Linked DNA regions of Homo sapiens: region 1 is linked to region 2. Evidence: read pairs that join two places in POLR2A ChIA-PET (ENCODE). Cell type or tissue: IMR-90. All regions are shown on one strand. Links, peaks and the distances in the headings refer to the core of each region. The heading gives the core; the rest is flanking DNA.

Region 1 (10,554 bases), core at 3,692-7,691, 580 kb before region 2:
AGGAGGCAGGGTCCATGGGGAGCGTGGCCTGAGGACAAACCTGCAGTTGTGGCTGCAGGTATGTGCTCACATCCCACCATTCCTAAATGCAGACTTGCAATTCCCAGAAACCACCTGGTATCTCTGCCTCTGTATAGTCCCTCCTACCTCCACTCCCACCCACAGCCCTGCTTTTCTGCCTGGCCCCCTCCTATTCATCCTGCATGACCCAGATGTTGCCTTTTCTGGGAAGCCTTCAGGTCCGCCCTGGTAAAGTAAGTGCTCTCCGCCAGGCTTCTGTAGCACCCTGTCCTCCCATCGGCACTTTCATGCCACTGAATCACAACCATCTGCAATTTGTTCTCTTCCTAGTGAGCTCCCTGAGATCAGGTACTGGGTCTCTTTCATCTTTGCATTCCTGGTTCTTGGCATCATGCCTGGCATAGAGTCAGCATCGATGAATGTTTTTGAAGAATGAGTGGAGGAGCTGGGCCAGTACCATGAATAGAGAGGGGAATGAGAGCAGAAGCAGAGGCCAACACCAGGAGCAACTGAGCTACTCCCAGACACCTCCCGCCCCCACCAGCAGGCTCACTGTGGCTGGTGAGCAGGCCCAAGGTTCTGCCTCATCTTTAACGTGTCTCAGATAAGTTAGGAGAAATGCCTCCTCTCTCCCTGCCCATCCTTCCTTTTCTTCCTGGCAGGAGGGGCTGCTTCCCAAGCATCCCCGAGGGCATGCTGAGAGGCAGGGCAGGAGGGAGATGAGGGGGAATCTCATGAGCAATGAGGCCAGTTGGAGGACACTGGGTACAGACAAAAGCCACAGTATTTGGAGGACCAAATGCATGGACAGTAACAAGGACAGTCATCTTCCTAAGGAGAAAGACTGGCTAACAGATGGTCCCTGGGACCTAAGGACTGACTTGTTACAGTGGAGGGGGACCTGGGTTGAAGTCTCCTCAAGTTTGTTGTCTTTCCAAAACTCCTTGGGTTCCTGGAGCTTAGAGTGAGGCAGTTCCTGCCTTGCCTAATCTGACACTAGGGCATGGGTCAAAGCAGAGTGTACCCACTTTCTGGATGGAAAGCATCTCACTCCAGCACATGGGCCTGAGGACCCATGATCTCTATTGGCACTGACAGATGATTCTACCCCTGCTGTGGGAGTCAGAGAGCTGTGCTGTAAAGAATGACTGGCAGATGTCCCTGAACCCCTTCCTCCATGGACGCAGAGTGGTTAGTTAAGAATGACACCATCAACTGCCATCTGACGGGCCAACGACAGAGGCTAGTGCATGAGATGGCCCTGAACCCTAGTGTCACAATCTTTTCCACCCCAATCCTCCTAACAATCACCCCGTTTTCACCTTCAGGGCCATCTTGGGCCCCCTCCCTAGCATTCCTCTACTCATGCTCCATGTCTGTGAAGTGCCTCTGATATCTTTCCCCTCTTTACCATCCCACAACCACTATCCCCACCCGGATCCCGGTTACATCTCACTGAGATATAGTACATGCCTCTTACCAGGTCCCTCAACCTCCAGTTTCTCCCACTTCCAGTCTATCCTCCAAGGCTGCGCTTTCTGAAATCTACCTCTGATCATGCTGCTCTCTTGCTCAGAACTTTCAGTGGTTCCCTATTGCCTGTCAAATGCCCTCCAGGTCCCTTAGCTTGGCATTCAGAGCCCTCTCTGCTTGGGTCCCTACTCTCAGCCTTAACCTCCTCTGCCTCTTTGTGATATCCCTTATACCCCAAGGCCCAGGCCTGTTCTCTGTCCCTGGAAAGCCCTCCCTGTCCCTCTTTGCCTGCTGAAATCTCATCCATCTTTCCAGGCCCCGTATCATGGAAAGGCCCCAGACCTAGCAGCAGAATGTGCTCTCTCCCTCCTCTGAGCACTCCCAGAAACCTCTGCCAGAATGGGAACTCCTCGAAGAGAGAGTGGTCTCATCTGTTTTCTAGCCCCACGATGTGCAAAGTGCAGTCCTGGGTCCAGCATGGGAATAAGAGATGTGGAGTAAGCATGTGAGCGCTAAATCTGCATCATTCAGGCAATATTCATTGAGCACCTACTGTGTGCCTAGCCCCTGCTACGCATCAAGGATATGACAGTGACCAAGGCAAGTGTGGTGCCTGCCCCATGGAGTGTAGGCAGCCCATGTTCTAGAATGTGCTGAGGATTCACCACAGCTCCATTCACCCAGCACCTGCAGCAAAGCTGTTCGCCTGTTGGTGTGTGTTCAGGGAACATACACCACCATGACACTCGGCTAGGCTGAGGGTTCTGCAACAGCTCTTTGCAGTTGTATCCTTCCTCAGTCCAGGCCTTGTGTCTTTAGGATGAATCAGAGGCCTTGCTCATTCGTCTGCTCAGGGCCCACTGCCTGAAAGGCTCAACACCCTCCCAACTGTCCCCAGGGCTGGGAAGCCTGAGACCTCCAGATGTTGCAGGGCCTGAGAGGGCAGGGGGCCTGACTGATCCCTAGGAGAAGCTGGCTCTGTCTGTGGAGGAGCAGCAGAGGGACTCTCTTCACTCTTTTCCTCACCTGTCTTCTGATATGGGGAGGAGAGGGAGAGGAGGAGAAAGAATGGAAGGAGAAGGAGGAAAAGGGAAGTTCCTAGGTAAGATATTCCATCTCTGGTCCCTGTGGGTCCATGGACCCCAGCACTGAAGCCTCTGGTTACCAACCCAGCACTGAAGCCTCTGGTTACCAACCAGAGGTGACACCTATTTAGCACCACACAGCCCAGCCCTGACAAATCACAATGGACTCTGACTGAGGGCTGCAGCAGGGCTGGGGGGCCCCATGCATGTGCCAGGAATGATCACTTTAGTTGCTGGATTGTGGAGTGAATCCAGGGTCCCCAGGGAGGAGCAGGGGCAGAAGGGGTAGGATACTCAGAGAATCTGAGCCATGGTTGTTTACCAACTTTCTTAGTTGTAAGAATTTCTTAGTATTTTCAATACTTATTTTAAATATTTGAATAGCTAGTATGGCTGCATCAGTACAGTCCAGCCCTGCTACCAACAGTGCCCATACAATCATATCAAATCCAATTTAAAACCATATATTTTATTGATGTTCTTCAAGGACAATACAGGGCCATGTGTACAAATGCTACTCAAGTCTCACATCTGGCAACCTCCCCACCGTCATCCCCCATTGACCAGTCTGCAAGCAGCCAACATCCTGTAGGTCTCCCTGTTGCCCTTCCCCAGGATGTCAGGCCTCACCGTGCTGAGCCTTCAGGAGGCTGGAAATAGCAGGGCTGGCTTCTAAGCTTGAGCTCTGGAGCCAGGAAAGAGTCAAGGCCAAAATTGCCCAGATCTTCCCCTCCTCCCTCTCCCTCCCATTGCTTAAGTATGGCCAGAATTGTGGGTGAAAATGCCCCCAGCGACTCCTCCATTGAGGCAGCCTAGGCTTCCCCTCTTCAGCCATCTCTATCACATTCTTTATTTCCAAATGACCTGCCCCACCAACCACCAAGATGGCAGAGTGACCATTTTGCAGGGAGTGTGAATCAGTGCACAGACGGCAGTGACAAGGTGCCCCTGATGGCATGAATCTTGTCATCCTGTTCATCACTGCATTGCCAGTGCCTGGAAGAGGCTGGGAACGTAGTTGGCACTCAATAAATATACGTAGGATGGATGAGTGAAGGAATGAGTATGGGAGGGAGAAATGTGAGCAGGTGGAGCCAATACTACATTAGCTCTCTAGGGGGTGTGAAGGCAGAACCACAGTAAAGTCCTCCCAATCTCTGCTCAAGAACCCAGGCTGTTGCGCAGCTATCAGCGGGTCACTGCAGTTGGCGGTTGGACATTGCAGGGCATGGATTCAGCACTGCTGCCTGCATGGATGTCATATTGGCTTTGGGACCCAGTCAGGAGGGGGCACTTGTGTTGTCCCTACTCCCTTATATGCCCCAGAGGTCTGGTCCTCTAGGTTTCAGAAAACACACAGCAGTGCCTCCACCGGAGTCAGTCAGATGCGCAGGGATGGTCTGGGAATTGCACCCTTATATTCTGGTCATCTCCACTCCTCAGCCTTAGCTCACCACTGCCCCCCATGCCCTGCCACTGACAATGACACTGCTCCATCTCCCTGTCCTCAAATGTCAGTCCCCTCAACCACCCAGGTAGCCCTGTCTCTGCAGAGACTCTCTCTTCAGTGGCTGGGTTGGGTCCTGATTTTCAGACCCCTCCCATGCCCACACTCCCCTCTAGGAAAGCAAATATCTCACAGGCATCTCTGCAGATCTTGCCTCTGGGTCCAGCAATCACAACCAGGACATCAGAACCTTGGGGTTGGAAGGAATGTGTAAGCTCACCTAGAATGACCCTGTACAGAAATCCCTTCCACAGCATGCCTGGCAGACGACTGCCTAGACTCTGCTGGAATACCTCCAGTGATGGGGCACTCACTACCTTCACAGGCAGCCATTCAAACATTGAAGAGTTTCAGCTGCTGGAATGCCCTTTGTATAGGGCATAAATGAACCCAATTGTCCCTCTCACTTCTCCCTTTCCCCTAGGCATTATTCCTATATGTTTCTAACAACACTTCTCACCACCACCCATCTCTCTCTCTCTCTCTCTCACACACACACACACACACACACACACACTTCCATATGGTTATACAGTCGAATATCCCCTTCATTTATCAGTAATTATCTTTCCCTGTCCCTTCTTCCTTGCCTTCCCATCATCTGGCAAAGACCTGGGGGCTGGAGATCAAGTAGAAAGGCTGGAAGAGTTCCAGGGACAGGAAGCATCCAGCCAGGTCCTGGACTGGGCTGGGCCGGCCAGATGGGGCAGGGTGGACAGGGAATAACATTTGGAAAAAGCAGGCCATTGATTGCTGTCTCCCAGAAAAAGGGTCTTGAACCTGGTGGGGGGTGGTGAGGGAGCAGCAAGCTACTAAGTTCTTTTTCCTACAGAGGGGATGCGGACACACACCCACTCTTTCCCAACTCCCCTAGCAGTTGGCAGAGCTGACTTGGCTGCCTCTTACACGTGGTGATTTTAAACATTTGCCAGCCTCTAGGTCCCAGGGAGTCTCATACCAGCAGCAAGAATCCACTCCCCTCTCCCAACATGGGGGCTGAGAGGAAGGGCTCTAGCAGACAGCAGTGATGAATGAGACACGGTGGAGAATGGATGAGCCAGGAAGAGGGGGAAAGCAGGGATCCCAAGGGGACGGAAAGAAAGCAGAGGCAGCCTAACAGCTAGCAGCCACCTGGCTGGCTCGTGAGGAGCCTAGAAATGCCTGGGGGGACATTTTTCCTCCTTGTCATGATCCACCAGCTCACGCTGTTCTCATGGGTGGAAGGTGAGGGGAAGATGCTAGGACCTTACCAGCACAAGGTTGTAGTGAGTCATGGGTGGAGACAAGGCTGCCATGGTTTTATGCTCAGGAGGAGTCAAGACAGAGACAGAGAGATAAATGACGGGAGTGTCTACTACTTATCCTGCTGCTTGGAGCTCTCACTTCCGACATTGAACATGGGGACCAGCAGGCCCAGCAGCCACCTCTTTCCGAAGACCTCTTGTAAGTTCTTGCGCCAGGGCCGGGCCCTCACTGCCACCCCCTTCCGCACCTGGTGGCGGGTCTGCCCGCGGAGGATCAACAGCAGCTGGTGGCAGCAGAAGCCGGCGCAGGCCAGGCCGATGGCGAACCAGAGGTAGAGCATGAGGATGACGAACATTTCAGAACCCAGGACAGCTCCTGCAGGGCACGGGGAGGGGAAACACCAGAGCCGCTTTACACCCAGGCCACCGGCATAACTGCGATCTAGGCAGGCTTTCCACCGGGAGGGAGGGAGATTAATGAGATTGACGCTACATTTTGTAGCAACCTCAGCGCTGCAGCTGCAGTGAGGGAGAGGAAGGAAGAACCAGCTGCCCTAACTTTTTCTTGGCGCGGATGGCACCTGAGGCAAGAGGGGAAGACTGGAGACATGGCAGAGAAGAGAGCTAAGTTTGATGAGCTTAGCAAGGACAGCCCTCAGCTCCTGGGGCAGCACCTGGCCGCTGATAACATTTCTGTAGAGTAGGAGATGCCTGTCTCTCTCTGCTTTCTCCTTTTGGGCTAGAAGCAGGGTGAAGGGGTTTTGCTCAGGAGGAGAGAGGGGTGAGCTGGGGACCCTAAAGAGGGAGCAGGTGCCTGGGCAGCTGTCTAGTCCACAGCACCTTCTCCCTACTGTTCTGGGAACGCTGGTTGAGAGGACTCAGGAAAATGACAGCATGATGGAGATCTGGGAAGAATAAGTCACGAGCTTAGTCTGAAGAGCAGCCCAGAACACCAACGTAGAGAATAATTCAGTCATTAATGTTAACAAGAGGACAGTGTGGCCACCACCGCATTCCACCAGAGCTGGTTCTGTCAATCAAAGCTTGCTAGAAGAGGCCCCCAAGGTCATCAGCCCTGTGTCGTGGGGCAGGATCTCCCCAGAATCCCTCTAAACCAAGCACTTCCTATTACTGGTTTGAAATAACCACTGAGTAAGAGCTCCCACACTCTTCCTCAGAGTTTGGGTGGCTGGTCCATGCTAGGTTTGAATCTCCCAGCTGTGTGGACTGGCACAAGTGTCCCAACCTCTCAGTTGCAGCTCGTTCATCTGTACAATGGGTATAATAACACTAACGATTTCATACAGCTGCATGTTTCAAGAAAATGATGTACAGAGTGGTCAGCATTCCGGTTCACACTCAGAGCGGTGCTCCCAGCAGAGGGTCATTTTACAGAGCAGGAGACTACATCCAAAATGAGTTCAACTCCTGAAACTATCAAGCTTTTTCCTTCTCCTTTTCAGGGCTTAGAGTCCTGGCTGGGCTGCAACTTTGGCAGCTGTGGCAAAGACACTTACCTTGACCTACCCAGCAGCCAGGGCACTGGACCCTGGAGTTAATTCGAAAGTATTCCTTAGCCTTTGGTTCCCTGTAGGGCAACCCTATCACCTCCTCTGGTGGGGGGGGGGCACCTCCTCTAAGGACTCCACCTTACAACCTATTCTGCCCTTGAAAATCTCAACCATATTTTGCCCTTTCCCTAGCCTTCTCTTGCCCCAGCCCACCTCTTCCCAAGTCTCTCCAACCTCCAATTTCCAAAGCCCTGTCAACTGGGCTTTCAACACTTGTCCAGTATGAGCAGTGGTGGACTCAGCAGCCATGGAGGATGTGGATCTGATTTAGATTCTCTCATTAGCAGCCTCCTCTTGTCCTCATCCCTAGGAGCTTGGATAGCTGTATTATTTTTTTTTTTTTTTACAAAGCTGGGGACAGATAGGCCCAGCTGCCATTTACAGCAGCCCCTCCACTGGCACAGGGGCAGCAGTGGGACAGGGCTCACATTGGGCTGTGCCATCCCCTGACCCACTTCTTCCATGTCGGCACAGATTAGCTTGGGCAGCCATGTGGGGGATGGAGGATCCCAGGTCCATGGTGCTCTTTGGCGTGAGGAATGCTGACAGGCAAAGGTGGCCCTCAAGCTGGGATGTGAGAACATCAGAGCTGTCAAGCTTGGGCCTGCCTTGCAACACTGCCCCAGGAACAAGCCTGGGTGGATGGAAGCCATTTCCCACAGGGTTTTTTCCTGGCACTAAATCAAGGCATGAGAAAAAGAACTTGCGGCCTTTTCTTGGCCCCATGCAGCAGCTACAAAAGGCTATTCTGGGGACCTGCTTTCTCTAAAAGTGTTTGAAGTTACCTAGCCTGGCTGCTTCAGCTCCTCTTAACTATTTAATAATAGTTCTGCCTCTTTTTAAAAATCACAGAATTTTCCTAATGAGCCTAAAAGGACACATCAGTCAATCTCCCCTGCCCCTTCCTCCCAACAGGCATCTATAACACCTTTGACAAATAATCACCCAGCATACTTTTTAATACATCCAAGGACAAGTAGCTGCCTCCCTTCCAAAGTGGCTCATTCGAGAAGCAGCTTCAGAGAGGCAGCCCCCAAGAGGCAGTATGGTGGGTGGAAAGAGTATGAGCTTTGGAGGCTAGAAGCCCCAACTCCAAATCTTGGTTTGGAATCGTACCAGCTGTGTGGTGTTGGTGCAACTTAACCTTGCTGAGTCTTTGGTTTCTGAGCCTTAAAAATGGACATGATAATATGGACTTGTCAAGAGGAATGGGTGAAATGTGACATGCATAGTGGGTGGTACATAATAGGTGCTCAATGAACATTAGTCCCCTTTCCCTCTTACTGGACTTTCTGGTAGCACCCATCATGCTGGTGTACTTACCCAAATGCCAAGATACAGGTCAGATGGTGGCATCTCCATTTCCCAGATAAGAATAAGGTTCAGAGAGGTGACACAGCAACCTGTACTGGTCCCACAAAGCCAAAAGAAAGGGTAACTTCTGAAACCTAACTAGCTAGCCGCCTCCCTCTCTGGATCAGCTGAGGGCCTGTGGTTGGCCGCCACCTTCACACTAGAAGACCCCTCCCACTTTTAGCTCTCAAGGCCCAAACTCACAGCCATCCATGCTCTGGTGACAGATCTGACTCAGATCTGTACCACAGTTGGGGACAGCTCAATTTCTTTCTTTCTTTTTTTCTTGAGACAGGGTCTTGCTCTGTAGCCCAGGCTGGATAGAGTGCAGTGGCATGATCATAGCTCACTGCAGCCTCAAACTCTTGGGCTCAAGCAATTCTCTCACCTCAGCCTCCTGAGTAGCTGGGAAAACAGGCACATGCCACTATGCCTGGCTAGTGTATTTATTTATTTTTTATTTTTGTAGCAACGGAGTCTCACCATCTTGCCCAGGCTGATCTTGAACTCAATTTCTATTAAACAACCCATGCTTCTTACTCTTTTCTGTCCACCTGTCCTCCTGTGCAGATGAGAGAGGGTGCTACCAACTGTTCGGATTGAGGGTTGGGGAACAAGAGGAATGGGAAAGGGAAAGCCAAACAGGTGGGGTGTATGTCATGGGAGGGAAAGAAAGGAAGGTCCTCAAGAGGAAAGATGAAAGGTCACAAAAGATGAGATAGGAGAGTTGGAGGTAAGAAGTCTTGCTCGCCTGTTTCCAGTGGATATGGTGAGGAAGTGAAAGACACTGGAACTCATGCTGGCACAGGAGTCTGGGCCCCAAGGTGGGCACTCACTGGCTCTGTTCTCCCATCAGATCAAACCTAGCACATATGGACAGGCCTCAAGCCCAGATTTATCTCAAATCAAACCATTTCAAGGTCTTCCTTCTGGAACCATCCATTTTTACGGTTGGCGAAACTACTTGGAAAAGAAAGTATAAGCAGGCTTGTTGGCTCTCTTCATCCCTCCACCTGCCTGTGCTCACACTCCACCCACTAGCCCACCCACCCACCCTCCCCCGTCCTGGTTATTTTGGTCCCGGCAGCCTCCTGTGCCAGTGCTGGGATCCAGAAGGCCTGAAAGCTGTGAGTTCTGGACCCAGCTCAGCCACCAGCCCTGAAGGCAGCCCCCGTAGCTGGGTCCCCCCTGTATCTCTGTGTTCCCACTGCCAAATGGCATGATAGTTCTATGCCTGGGAAGAACTGGGCTGTAGCCACCACAAAGACTGAAATGATGGCTTCCCCCAGAGTAGAGCAGAATTTTTATGAATGTTCAGCCCAGGCACCTCAAAACAATCTTGGGCTTTCAGAGGAAGTAGCTGCCCTCTGCCTTTCTTTGCTCCTAGAAGGCCAACAGGTGAGGAAGCATGTTCTATTCCCTGAGCCACTGCAGAAGAGCTGTGGATTAAGGACCTGAGAGGCAGACCAGAGACTGCCACTCAGTAGCAGGAAGACACTGGGCAAGCCACTTAGTCCCGTCTGAGTCTCGGTTTCATCATCTGAGAAATGGAGATAGCAATGCTATACATGCACACTCAAGCACGTAGACACTACTGATTGTGGAAGCTAAGCCATTCAGAGTCAAAGGCCAGGGTAGGGAGGAAGTGGAAGGAAACGCAGTAGGAGCCAGTCTCAAGGCCAAATAAAGTGGTAAGAACTGCCACCAGGAGCTGAGTCCTTCTAGGGCCAGGTATCAGGTAGTGGTCCTTGGTGCATACTAGTTAAAGTGCAGTCCTCAGCCAGGCGCAGTGGCTCACATCTGTAAATCCCAGCACTTTGGGAGGCCAAGGTGGGCGGATCACTTTAGGTCAAGAGTTCAAGGCCCGCCTGGCCAACACAGTAAAACACCATCTCTACTAAAAATACAAAAATTAGTGTGGCGTGGTGGCACGCACCTGTAATCCCAGCTACTCGGGAGGTTGAGGCAAGAGAATCACTTGAACCTGGGAGGTAGAGGTTACAGTAAGCAGAGATTGCTTTCACCACTGCGCTTCAGCCTGTGTGATGGAGTGAGACTCTGTCTTAAAAAAAAAAAACAAAAAACCTGCCTCTCCCACCCACGTTCCCTCTGCTCTGAGCCATCAGCAGGCTGGAGAACAGGCTGGTGAGGTCAAACATAATAGGCAGGAGGACAGAGCTTAGCCTCCTGCTGGGCTGGGCTGGCAACAAGTTCAATATTACTGCAATTGGTTGGTGAGACCTCTGGAGAGCAGAGTCCTTGGGTGACATGTAAGCAGAACTGGGGACCAGGCAGAGGAA
Region 2 (10,554 bases), core at 3,049-7,048:
GAAGTCGATGACCCCTTCCAGGTCTGCGGTCCCGGGCCGGCTCTGACGGTAGAAGCGGAAAAGTTTCCGAAAGGCGTCCTCCCCGGGCTCAGTCGCCAGAGTCGCCACAGAGCCCACGGCCGCTGCCATCTTCCCCATCTCGCGGCCTATACCCTCTGATCCGGAAGCAGATTCTCTCGTGTTCCGGATCCGGAAATTTTTTCCGGGGCCGCGACCTCGGCTCGAGAAGGTGCTTTAGTCTGAAGATGGCGGCCTCAGCAGCGAGAGGTGCTGCGGCGCTGCGTAGAAGTATCAATCAGCCGGTTGCTTTTGTGAGAAGAATTCCTTGGACTGCGGCGTCGAGTGAGTGATGGAGATGTGGGAGTAGTGGAATTTTTAGGTCCAAGTGATCCTCAAAGCTTCTGCTTTTTGCAGGGTACTTAAGTCAGCGTGGTGGCTGAATTAGGAGACTGCTCCTGAGCATGCAAGTGAGCAGAAAGAAATTTTGTTTGCAGTTAACCGTTTAGGGATGTCCCTTGAGCTTTTGGGGTCACGAATGCACCGGCTCTTGCCTTTAGGAGTGATTTGGTGTAAAGATTTATTACTTGGTAACCAAGATTTACAATTTAGAAGGGATAATTTTGACTGTAGTGTGGAGGATGGATTCAAGGTGGCAAGATTGTAGGCGTGCAGAGGAGCTAAAAGGCAATTTCATTAATTTACTTAAAACGTGAGGACCTGAATTAGGGCGATGGTAGAAGGATGGTGGTCAGATGCATTAATGTTTTAAAAGCAAATTAGATGCCGTTTCGTGATGGCTTAAGTGGGAGAAGTGTACGGAATAAAGGAAAGGGAGAAATGATTTCTGGGTTTTTAGCATTGGTGAATTGTTTGTTTAGAAGTTAGGAGCAGGCCAAGAGAAGATGAGTAAAGTTTGAATGTGTTGACTTTGAGAAACTTGTGAGGTTTCCGTCAGGCAATTGGACAAAGGTTGTATATCATTGTGGCTGAGAAGTGGACTCCGAAGCTAGACCGTTGGGGTTAGAATTCCAACTTGGCCATTTAATCGTTGTTATCACTTGAATAACTGAAGTTAGTATGGGAAAAGGGCTCACAACTGGGCCTCAGTTTACTCATCGATAAAATGGAGTCAATAATACCCAACTCATAGGATTGTTGAGAGGATTGAGTTTATATGCAAACTTCTTAGACTTGTGTTAGATACAGTGTAAGTACTCAGCAAATGATAGTTATTTTCACGGTAACTAAAATTGAAACTTACGGGAGAGGCCTAGTCTACAGATAAAGGTTGGAATAATTAGTTCTGAAATCTTTCACCACCTTCAATTTTTGTCAGCTGCAGTTTTGAGATGAGGTTTTTATATTTGCTTACCAACATGTAAACATTCGTGGTCACTCTTTTTGTAGATATTCATGTTTCAGGTCAACCCCTGGAAACAAAATGGAGCAAGATTTAGTTTCTTCTAAGTTTTTAGTGGCTCAGATGTGAGTAGTAGAATGGGAAATAGGTTGGTTTGTGCCCCGTGTTTTAAACATGTGGTTGGTGAAGACCAAGCCCAGTAAAGTCTCCCGTAGTCCCTGTGAAACTTTATGGAAAGGCTGAGGAGTTTCATTAGCATCTTGCGGATGCAAGTTTCCAGACAATAAAGGGCTAGTTTAAAACCCTTAAAAAGAGTCAGCATTATGTACAGCTTCGAAACAGTTTCTCTTTGTTGTTCCATTGATTCAGCAAATATTTATTTGAGTATCTATTCTGTGGTAGGCATTGTTCTTGGTGCTTGCAGCTGTTTTTCCTTCACCATTTTAGGCAATTTAGGAAGAGGGTTACCTTCCAGAGCTGGTTTGTTTTGAAATCAGTGTCTTCTAGGACTTTAATTATCTGGTATAAAACATATGTTTAACATTATTTTGTTCTCCAGTATCATATTCTGTGAGACCTTGATCTTGCCAGTTGGTTTGACTTAACCATTAGAGCCCTTCAAAATTTAGTCTCTGTGGATTGTTGGAAGGATTAGTGGACTTTTACTTATTCATTTAGCCAATATTGAGGCCCTGCTGTTTATTGGTCACTGTAAACATAGTGGTTTATATGCTGAGGGAGCTTACAATTAGTGGTGGGGATGAAGAGACTTAGAACAAATATAGGCAATTGTTGAACCAGTGAGGTTTTGGTGAACTAGGAGAACTAAATAGATATTATAAAAAGTAAATCAGTGAAGTACAAGCACTGTAGTTCAGAAGAGAAACAGATCGTGTAGTTTTTAGTCTTTAAGATTATATACTCTAAATCTTTGAAGTCTCACAGGGCTGGTACATTGTCTTGTACTGTGATAGGAGCCCAATAAAGTAATACTCAGTGGATGTACTTGGTTTGGGTCTTGAAGGATAGTTATAGTGTTACAAGTTAGCCAGGGGGAGATAGGATTACCAACATATGGAGGGGAGAGAACAACATATGCAAAGAGGGTAACCCGCAGGACAGATAAAGATAATTCAATTAGTTGTACTAGAGAGTAACTAGGGGCTAGCAGTGGGAAATAAGGCAGGAAGGGTAGGTGAGGGCAACTCAACACATTTTACTAAATTGTGAAAGACCAGTAAGTTGGGATTTTATTTGGAAATCTTCAGTATACCGGGAAACACACTGGATTGTAATTTGTCTTTTTCTTCATTGTGATCTGCTCACAGGGATCATAGTCCACATAGCACAGTAACTGGTATGAAAACACTCGATATTTGCTGAGGATGGAGACTGCAGCCAACTCAACAACTTCTCTGTCCATCTCACCACCAAGTCTGGTACATTATGGCTTTATAGTCAGTACCATAGCTGCTTCCTAAATCTTAAGCCTTTAAGGAAATGCAAAGTAGTTCCTGTCCACAAGAAATCTGGTGACCCTGTCTTTCTACAGTCTAAGATAGAGAATCCAAAATATAGTAACTACTTTTAATGTTTTCTTCTGCCACACAGGTCAGCTGAAAGAACACTTTGCACAGTTCGGCCATGTCAGAAGGTGCATTTTACCTTTTGTAAGTATTAAGGAAAAGTAGGTGGGAGGTGGGGATGGCTAATGGGTACAAAAAAAATAGAATGAATAAGACCTATTTGATAGTACAACAGGGTGACTATGGTCAATAATAATTGTACATTTTAAAATAACTCAGAGTGTAATTGGATTATTTGTAACTCAAAGGATAAATGCCTGAGGGGATGGATACCCCATAAGTCAAAGGATAAATGCTTGAGGGGATAGATACCCCATGCTCCATGATGTGCTTAATTTACATTGCATGCCTATATCAAAACATCTCATGTACTCCATAATAAATATACATATTTATATATATAAATATATAAATATATACACCTAATAATATATAAATATATATAAATATATACCCAAATAAATATATACACCTACTATACACTCACAAAAATTGTTGAAAAAAAAGCTTAAAGTGTTTTAAAAAATTCTTATCTTGCAACAGGGTCTCGCTCTGTCCCCCTGCAGGGGTGCAGTGGCCTGATCTCACTGCAGCCTCTGCCTCCCAGGCTTAAGTGATCTTCCTGCCTTGGCCTCCTGAGTAGCTGGGACTATAGACATGTGCCACCATGCCCAGCTAACTTTTTTGGTATTTTTTAGTGGAGACAGGGTTTCGCCATACTGTCCAGACTGGAAAATTTTTTTAATTTTCATTTTCTTTAAGAGACAGGGTCTTGTTCTGTCACCCCAGGTGGAGTGCAGTGATGCAGTCATGGCTCACTGCAACCTCTGCCTCCCAGGCTTAGGTGATCCTCCCACCTCAGCCTCCTGAGTAGCTGGGACTACAGGCATGCACCACCACACCTGGGTAATTTTTGTATTTTTTGTAGAGATGGGGTTTCGCCATGTTGCTTATGCTGGTCTCGTCGAACTCCTGGGCTCAAGCTATCCGCACACCTCGGCCTCCCAAAATGTTGAGATTACAGGTGTGAGCCACTGTGCTGGCTTATTTTTGTGGAGATGGGGGTCTTGCCATGTTGCCCAGGCTGATCTTGAACTCCTGGCTTCAAGCAATCCTCCTGCATTGGCCTCCCAAAGTGCTGGGATTACAGGCGTGAGCCACTGTGCCCGGCCTACAGTCTTTATTGATTACATTTTGAGTGATACTTGATTAAAAAGTGAAAAAGCTTTATCATAGGTATTTGTGTTAGTTTTTTTATTGTTGTATAACAAAATACCACAAGCGTAATGGCTCAAAAACAACACATCTCTCACAGCTGAGCACAGTTTAGCTGGGTCCTCTCCTTAGGATCTCACATAGCTATATATTCCAGGTGTCAGCTGGGGCTGTGGTGTGTCTCATCAAAGGGTCAACTGGGGAAAAAGACTGACTTGCAAGCTCCCTCATGTGGTTGGCAAAATTCCTTTTTTTTTTTTTTTGAGATGGAGTCTTTCTCCCTTGCCTAAGCTGGAGTTGCAGTGGTGCAGTCTCAGCTTACTGCAACCTCTGCCTCCTGGGTTCAAGCCATTCTCCTGCCTCAGCCTCCTGAGTAGCTGGGACTACAGGCATGCGCCACCACGACCGGCTAATTTTTTTTTTTTTTTTTTTTTTGAGACGGAGTCTCACTCTGTGGCCTAGGCTGGAGTGCAGTGGCGCGATCTCGGCTCACCACAAGCTCTGCCTCCTGGGTTCACGCCATTCTCCTGCCTCAGCCTCCTGAGTAGCTGGGACTACAGGCGCCCGCCACTACGCCCGGCTAATTTTTTGTATTTTTAGTAGAGATGGAGTTTCGCTATGTTGGCCAGGCTGGTCTCGAACTCCTGACCTCAAGTGACCCGCCCGCCTGGGCTTCCCAAAATGCTGGGATTACAGGTGTGAGCCTTCATGCCCGGCCATAATTCATCTTTAACTGTAGGACTGAGGTCTGTTTTCTTGTTGACCTTTGGCTCTGAGTTGGGAGCTGCTCTCACCTAGGAACTCCCTGCAGTTCCTTGTTACCTAGTTTATCTGTAGGCTGTCTTACAATATGGCAGCTTGCTTCTTTAAAGCCAGCAAGGGCTTCTCCAGTCTGCTTAAGATGGCATCTTATACAGAACATAATCACAGGAGTGACATCCCATTACTTTCGCTGTATTCTTTTGGTTAGAAGCAAGTCAGGTTTCTCCTCCACCCAAGGAGGGGAGGAGATTATATAGGGTGTAACATGGGGAATGCATGGAGATCATGGGGCCCATCTTAGAATTCTGCCTACTACAGTATTCTAATAAGGACTTGAGATTTCTAATAATTGGCAGAGGATATTTTAAGTTTTATCTTCATTGAGTACCATTTTCTTTTTTAGATTTATAACTAATAAAACAATATTTTTATATTAATTACATTTCCTTTGCTTTCTTGTGAGGGTTTAGAAATCAGCCTATAAATTTATCCTGGGCTGTATTTTTCTGTGGGCTTTTTTAGGGTGTGATGTGAGTACATAGAGTTCACACACACTTCACTGAAACCCTTTTTTCCTTGCAGCACTGTAAGGGCTGTGGTAAAATAACAACATAAAGGAACTTAAATTCTTAATTCTTGGTTTAATGTTACTTGACTCCCAAAGACTAACAGATTAGTTATATATAGTGCCGGTGAAGGTGTAGGGAATCTGGCACTCAAGTTGTTGAGAAGTTCAACTGGTACCTTCAGTTCTGTTGTGTAGTTGGCAAAATACCAAAGTTAAGAATTTATATTTGCTTTGATCTAGCGGTTACTTTTCTAAGAATTTATCCTACAGAAATGTGTGGTCAAGAATATTCCAAAGCAGCATTATTTAATGTCAAGTAAGAAGAAGAAACTTAAATGTTCATCACTGGGATTGATTAGATATTAAGTCACTGATGCAATGGAATTTTATATAGTTGAATAGAAAAGTTGGGCACATGTATTATGGACATGAAATATTTTCTGTAAGTTTGAAAACTTCAATTTTTTCAAGAGCATTTAAATAAAAAGTTCCTTGCAAAAAAATGAATAGATTTTTATTGGTCCATAAATAAAATAGGACCTGCAAAGAATAGATCTTAGATTTAAATAAAAGGCGGCTTTGATGTTGGTAAAACAAAATAAAATATGACAAAAAAAATATTTTTTTGTTCCATTCATTGTACTCTAGTTGGAAATCCTGGTTCCTTTTTTGAGACAGGTTCTCTCTCTCACTCAGGCTGGAGTGCAGTGGCACAATCAAGTTCACTGCAGGCTTGAACTCCTGGGTTCAAGGGATCCTTCTGCCTCTGCCTCCTGAGTAGCTGGGATTAGTCGTGTGCCACCACACCTGACTAATTTTTTGTACTCTTTGTAGAAATGGGGCTTCACCATATTGCCCAGGCTGGTCTCGAGCTCCCGCACTCAAGCAGTCTACTCACCTCAGCTCCCAAAGTGCTGTGATTACAGGCATGAGCCACCACACCTGGACTGAGTTATTTTTTTTGAGACAGCCTTGCTCTGTCGCCCAGGCTGGAGTGCAGAGGCGTGATCTCAGCTCACTGCAATCGCTGCCTCCTGGGTTCAAGTGATCCCCCTTCCTCAGTCACCCAGATAGCTGGGACTACAGGCATGGGCCACCACACCCAGCTAATTTTTGTATTTTTAGTAGAGATGGAGTTTCACTATGTTGGCCAGGCTGGTCCCAAACTCCTGACCTCAAGCCATCCATCCACCTCAGCCTCCCAAAGTGCTGGGATTGAGCCACTGCACCTGGCCTATGTTTTAATATAAACAAATTTCTTAATGCCTTTGACTGTGGAAGTGGTCACATGACAATAAAGGAATGCTTTAGAAATTGTTGTATCTACAATGAATGGATCATTGGGACATCACCAGAAACTTTCCGTCTTCTAGGTTAATCCTTATAAAGTTATCCTTGAAGTAGAGGAGCAATTGTAAGATTTTGTTTTTTTTGGCAAAGCACAGCATGACTTGAATGAGACTAATGAGGACCAGTTTGTCATCTACAGGGACTAGACATCTTAATATCTGTTTTCTGTCGAAGGGCTGGAGGGGCAGGGTACATCCAAGCACTCTAGAATCTGTTTTCCGTATGCGATGTATAGGTTGAAACTTTTGCACAAGGGAAAATAGCAAAATTGTTTAAATTAACCAGAAGTCTGTAACTAGGTTGAGTAAGGGCTAAATATTATCTTTTCTTGTTTTTCATTAGGAACACGTGATGATAGTCGTGGTGGTGGTGAGGGTGACTGGATTCAGAAATGAGTGCAACAAGGCTTTGAGGCTTAATTTTCTAGTTTCTAGAAACGAAGCTTAGAACAAGAGTACTGATCAAAATTTCCCTTAGCTATTACTGTTAGTATGGTTTGCATCTAGAATGACACAGAAAGCTCATGACCCGTATCTTCTCTAATGGCAGCAAGGAAAACAGGAAGCTTAACAACACAGGGATTTAGCCTTGGGTAATCAGGAAGGGTGTAAAGCAAGGTTACTGACACTTATAAATGTCTGTGATCCGATTTTTGGCTGGGCATGGTGGCTTATGCCTGTAATTTCACTACTTTGGGAGGCCCAGATGGGAAGATTGCTTGAGCCCAGGAGTTTGAGACCGGCCTGGGTAAGATGGGAAGACCCCATCTCTGCAAAAAATATAAAAAATGAGGCAGACATGGTGGTATGTACCTGTGATCCCAGCTACTGAAGAGGCTGAGGTGGGAGGATTGCTTGAACCCAGGAAGTTGAGGCTGCAGTGAGTTGCGTTCATACCACTGCACCCCAGCCTGGGTGACAGAGCAAGACCCTGCCTAAAAATAAAATAAAATTAAATTAAAAAGTCCGATTTTTGGCAGATGAAAAAGTTGGTAGTTTGATTTGGAACTCATGGAAACTTTCTGAAGTTCATGATTAATCTTTTCCTATATTTTGAATTTTTAGGACAAGGAGACTGGCTTTCACAGAGGTTTGGGTTGGGTTCAGTTTTCTTCAGAAGAAGGACTTCGGAATGCACTACAACAGGAAAATCATATTATAGATGGAGTAAAGGTAAATTTATTTCTATGCCAGATACATACATGATATACATGTAGGTACTATTTAATTATGTATCAATTAAATAGATCATAAATGTGGAATGATGGGGACTTGGAGAGATTTGTAACTGAAGCTGCCTTAATGCTTGTTAAGAATGGTGGGGTGGAGGCTGGGCACGGTGGCTCACGCCTGTAATCCCAGCACTTTGGGAGGCCGAGGCGGGCGGATCACAAGGTCAGGAGATCGAGACCATCCTGGCTAACACGGTGAAACCCCGTCTCTACTAAAAATACAAAAAATTAGCCTGGCAAGGTGGCGGGCGCCTGTAGTCCCAGCTACTCGGGAGGCTGAGGCAGGAGAATGGCGTGAACCCCAGGGGGTGGAGCCTGCAGTGAGCCGAGATTGCGCCACTGCACTCCAGCCTGGGCGATAGCGAGACTCCATCTCAAACAAACAAACAAACAAAACAACAACAAAAAAAGAATGGTGCGGTGGTAGGCCAGGCGCAGTGGTTCATGCCTATAATCCCAGCACTTTGGGAGGCCGAGGCGGGGGGGATCACCAGAGGTCAGGAGTTTGAGACCAGCCTGACCAACATGGAGAAACCCCATCTCTACTAAAAATACAAAAAAAATTAGATGGGCGTGGTGGCACATGCCTGTAGTCCCAGCTACTCAGGAGACTGAGGCAGGAGAACCCAAGAGACAGAGGTTGCAGTGAACTAAAATCGCGCCATTGCACTCCAGCCTGGGCAACAAGAGCAAAACTCCATCTCAAAAAAAAAAAAAAAAAAAAAATGGGGGGTGGTAGAGTGCCCAGTTTTAAAAGGTCCAGGAAAGTACAAGATGACCCTTTAATGGGTAGCAAGATATGTAACACAGTGGACATAACAGTCTACTTTTCTTTTTTCTTTTTGAGAGTCTTGCTCTTGTTGCCCAGGCTAGAGTGCAATGGTGCAATCTTGGATCACTGCAACCTCCGCCTCCTGGGTTCAAGCGATTCTCCTGCCTCAACCTCCCGAGTAGCTGGGATTACAGGCATGCGCCACCACGCACTGCTAATTTTTTTTGTATTTTTAGTAGAGATTGGGTTTCATCATGTTGGTCAGGCTGGTCTCAAACTCCTGACCTCAGGCAATCCGCCCACCTCGGCCTCCCAAAGTGCTGGGATTACAGGCGTGAGCCACAGCGCCTGGCCAGCAGTCTGCTTTTCAGGTCAGGCAAGCTGGGGCTGAAATCTTGGCTTACCCACCATGTGATCCTGGGCCAAACTGATTTACTATTTTATTTTAAATTTTAGTTTTAATGAGACAGGGCCTTGCTATGTTGCAGGGTGGTGTTGAACTCCTGGCCTCAAGCAATCCTCTTGCCTCAGCTTGCCAAAATGCTGGCATTACAGGCCTGAGCCACTGCCCCTGGTCTGATTTACAATTTTTAATTGAGGGTTAGGGAGTCATAATACCAACAAAGATGGTAAAAGGAATTTGAGGAGAAAACGAAAGAACAAGGGACAAATAAAAACTGCCTGGGTTATTCATTATTCATACTGACTCCCTAATAAAGTGATTTTCAGTTTGAATGTTTTTGCAGACATTGCCTTTCCTCCCTTACAGTGCTTATTTTTTTAAGGTCCAGGTTCACACTAGAAGGCCAAAACTTCCGCAAACATCTGATGATGAAAAGAAAGATTTTTGAGACTGCAGCCTATTAATAAAGTTAACATAACTGAGAATTTTGTCTAAATGTTTTTATTTGAAACAAATAGTTGCACCAAGCAAGAGGTTACTTTGCCCACTCCAAATTAAAACAGAGCACAATAGGGGCAAAATTTATTTGGCAGGACAGTTCCAGTATGTGAACATCTTCCTCCTCACTGTGGTTGGGGTAACTTTACTCATATGCAGCTGTTCTTACACAAAACATTAACCCCAAACTACTAGTGTCACATAAAAGTAAGTGGTCTTGACTTTGTATGTGGGGCAGCATGTTCTATAAATGCTGAAAGGTGGGAGAAGCACAAACACAACCCACTCTTTAAAAAAAACTAAATAATTCAAAGTAGAATTTTCTATCCCCCCCATTTCTCCAGTAATAAAAAGTAGTGCTGGGATCTGGCACCCAGATTTGGTTTTTATCCTGACCATTTACAAAGTGTTCCCCCATATGACTTGCATCATTAGGGTTATGGGTAAGAGTTCATTCACTTTGGAGAGACCTGTGCCTATTCCTTCCTCCTCTTCTTGCCTTCATGCTCGTGTTCCTTGGGGCGGCTGCTATCTGAGGGTCTTTTAGAGCCACCATGCTGTTTGGCTTCTTCCAAAAACTTGTCCAAACCAAAAGGATCTTCCTCAAACTGCACTGGTCCTTCTCGGCCTCTCTGTCTACGGTCTGAACCAGAAAACTCCTTGTCGGGAACAAATCTAAGGAAAAGGAGAAAAAACTATGAACTACTTTGCTTTCACCAGTGTAAACACTGAAATTGAGTTGTATGGCTTGGCACCTGTTGGTCTTTATTCTGGCTTCTAGGTCATCACCATACATGTCCTTGTCCAGA

The links. Peaks named below come from ENCODE experiments on the same cell type or tissue, not always from the same donor. Only the 100,000 strongest peaks of a DNase experiment are listed, where the experiment ranks them.
Region 1: POLR2A ChIA-PET joins it to region 2 with 15 read pairs; 2 of 35 experiments call an interaction of 5 or more read pairs at or near these places.

The regions. Positions count from the first base shown.
Region 1 is chr14:77,128,243-77,138,796 of GRCh38, forward strand. ZDHHC22 (zDHHC palmitoyltransferase 22) reads right to left here. Exons shown (of 3, transcript NM_174976.2): 3 at 3,028-5,706. The coding sequence ends at 5,441. Among named protein-coding and RNA genes, the nearest start is that of ZDHHC22, 8.3 kb to the right of the region's middle. RefSeq lists an enhancer at 5,546-6,045. In IMR-90, for the core only: no CTCF peak of the experiment used is centred there; a DNase peak (open chromatin) is centred at 5,699; H3K27me3 peaks cover 1,146 bases.
Region 2 is chr14:77,707,867-77,718,420 of GRCh38, forward strand. It overlaps SLIRP (SRA stem-loop interacting RNA binding protein), which reads left to right and starts at 237. Exons shown (of 4, transcript NM_031210.6): 1 at 237-342; 2 at 2,972-3,030; 3 at 7,906-8,013; 4 at 9,630-9,732. The coding sequence starts at 246. The coding sequence ends at 9,695. It overlaps ALKBH1 (alkB homolog 1, histone H2A dioxygenase), which reads right to left and starts at 157. Exons shown (of 6, transcript NM_006020.3): 1 at 1-157. The coding sequence starts at 138. SNW1 (SNW domain containing 1) reads right to left here. Exons shown (of 14, transcript NM_012245.3): 13 at 10,501-10,554; 14 at 9,733-10,420. The coding sequence ends at 10,222. RefSeq lists an enhancer at 1-120. In IMR-90, for the core only: no CTCF peak of the experiment used is centred there; no DNase peak of the experiment used is centred there.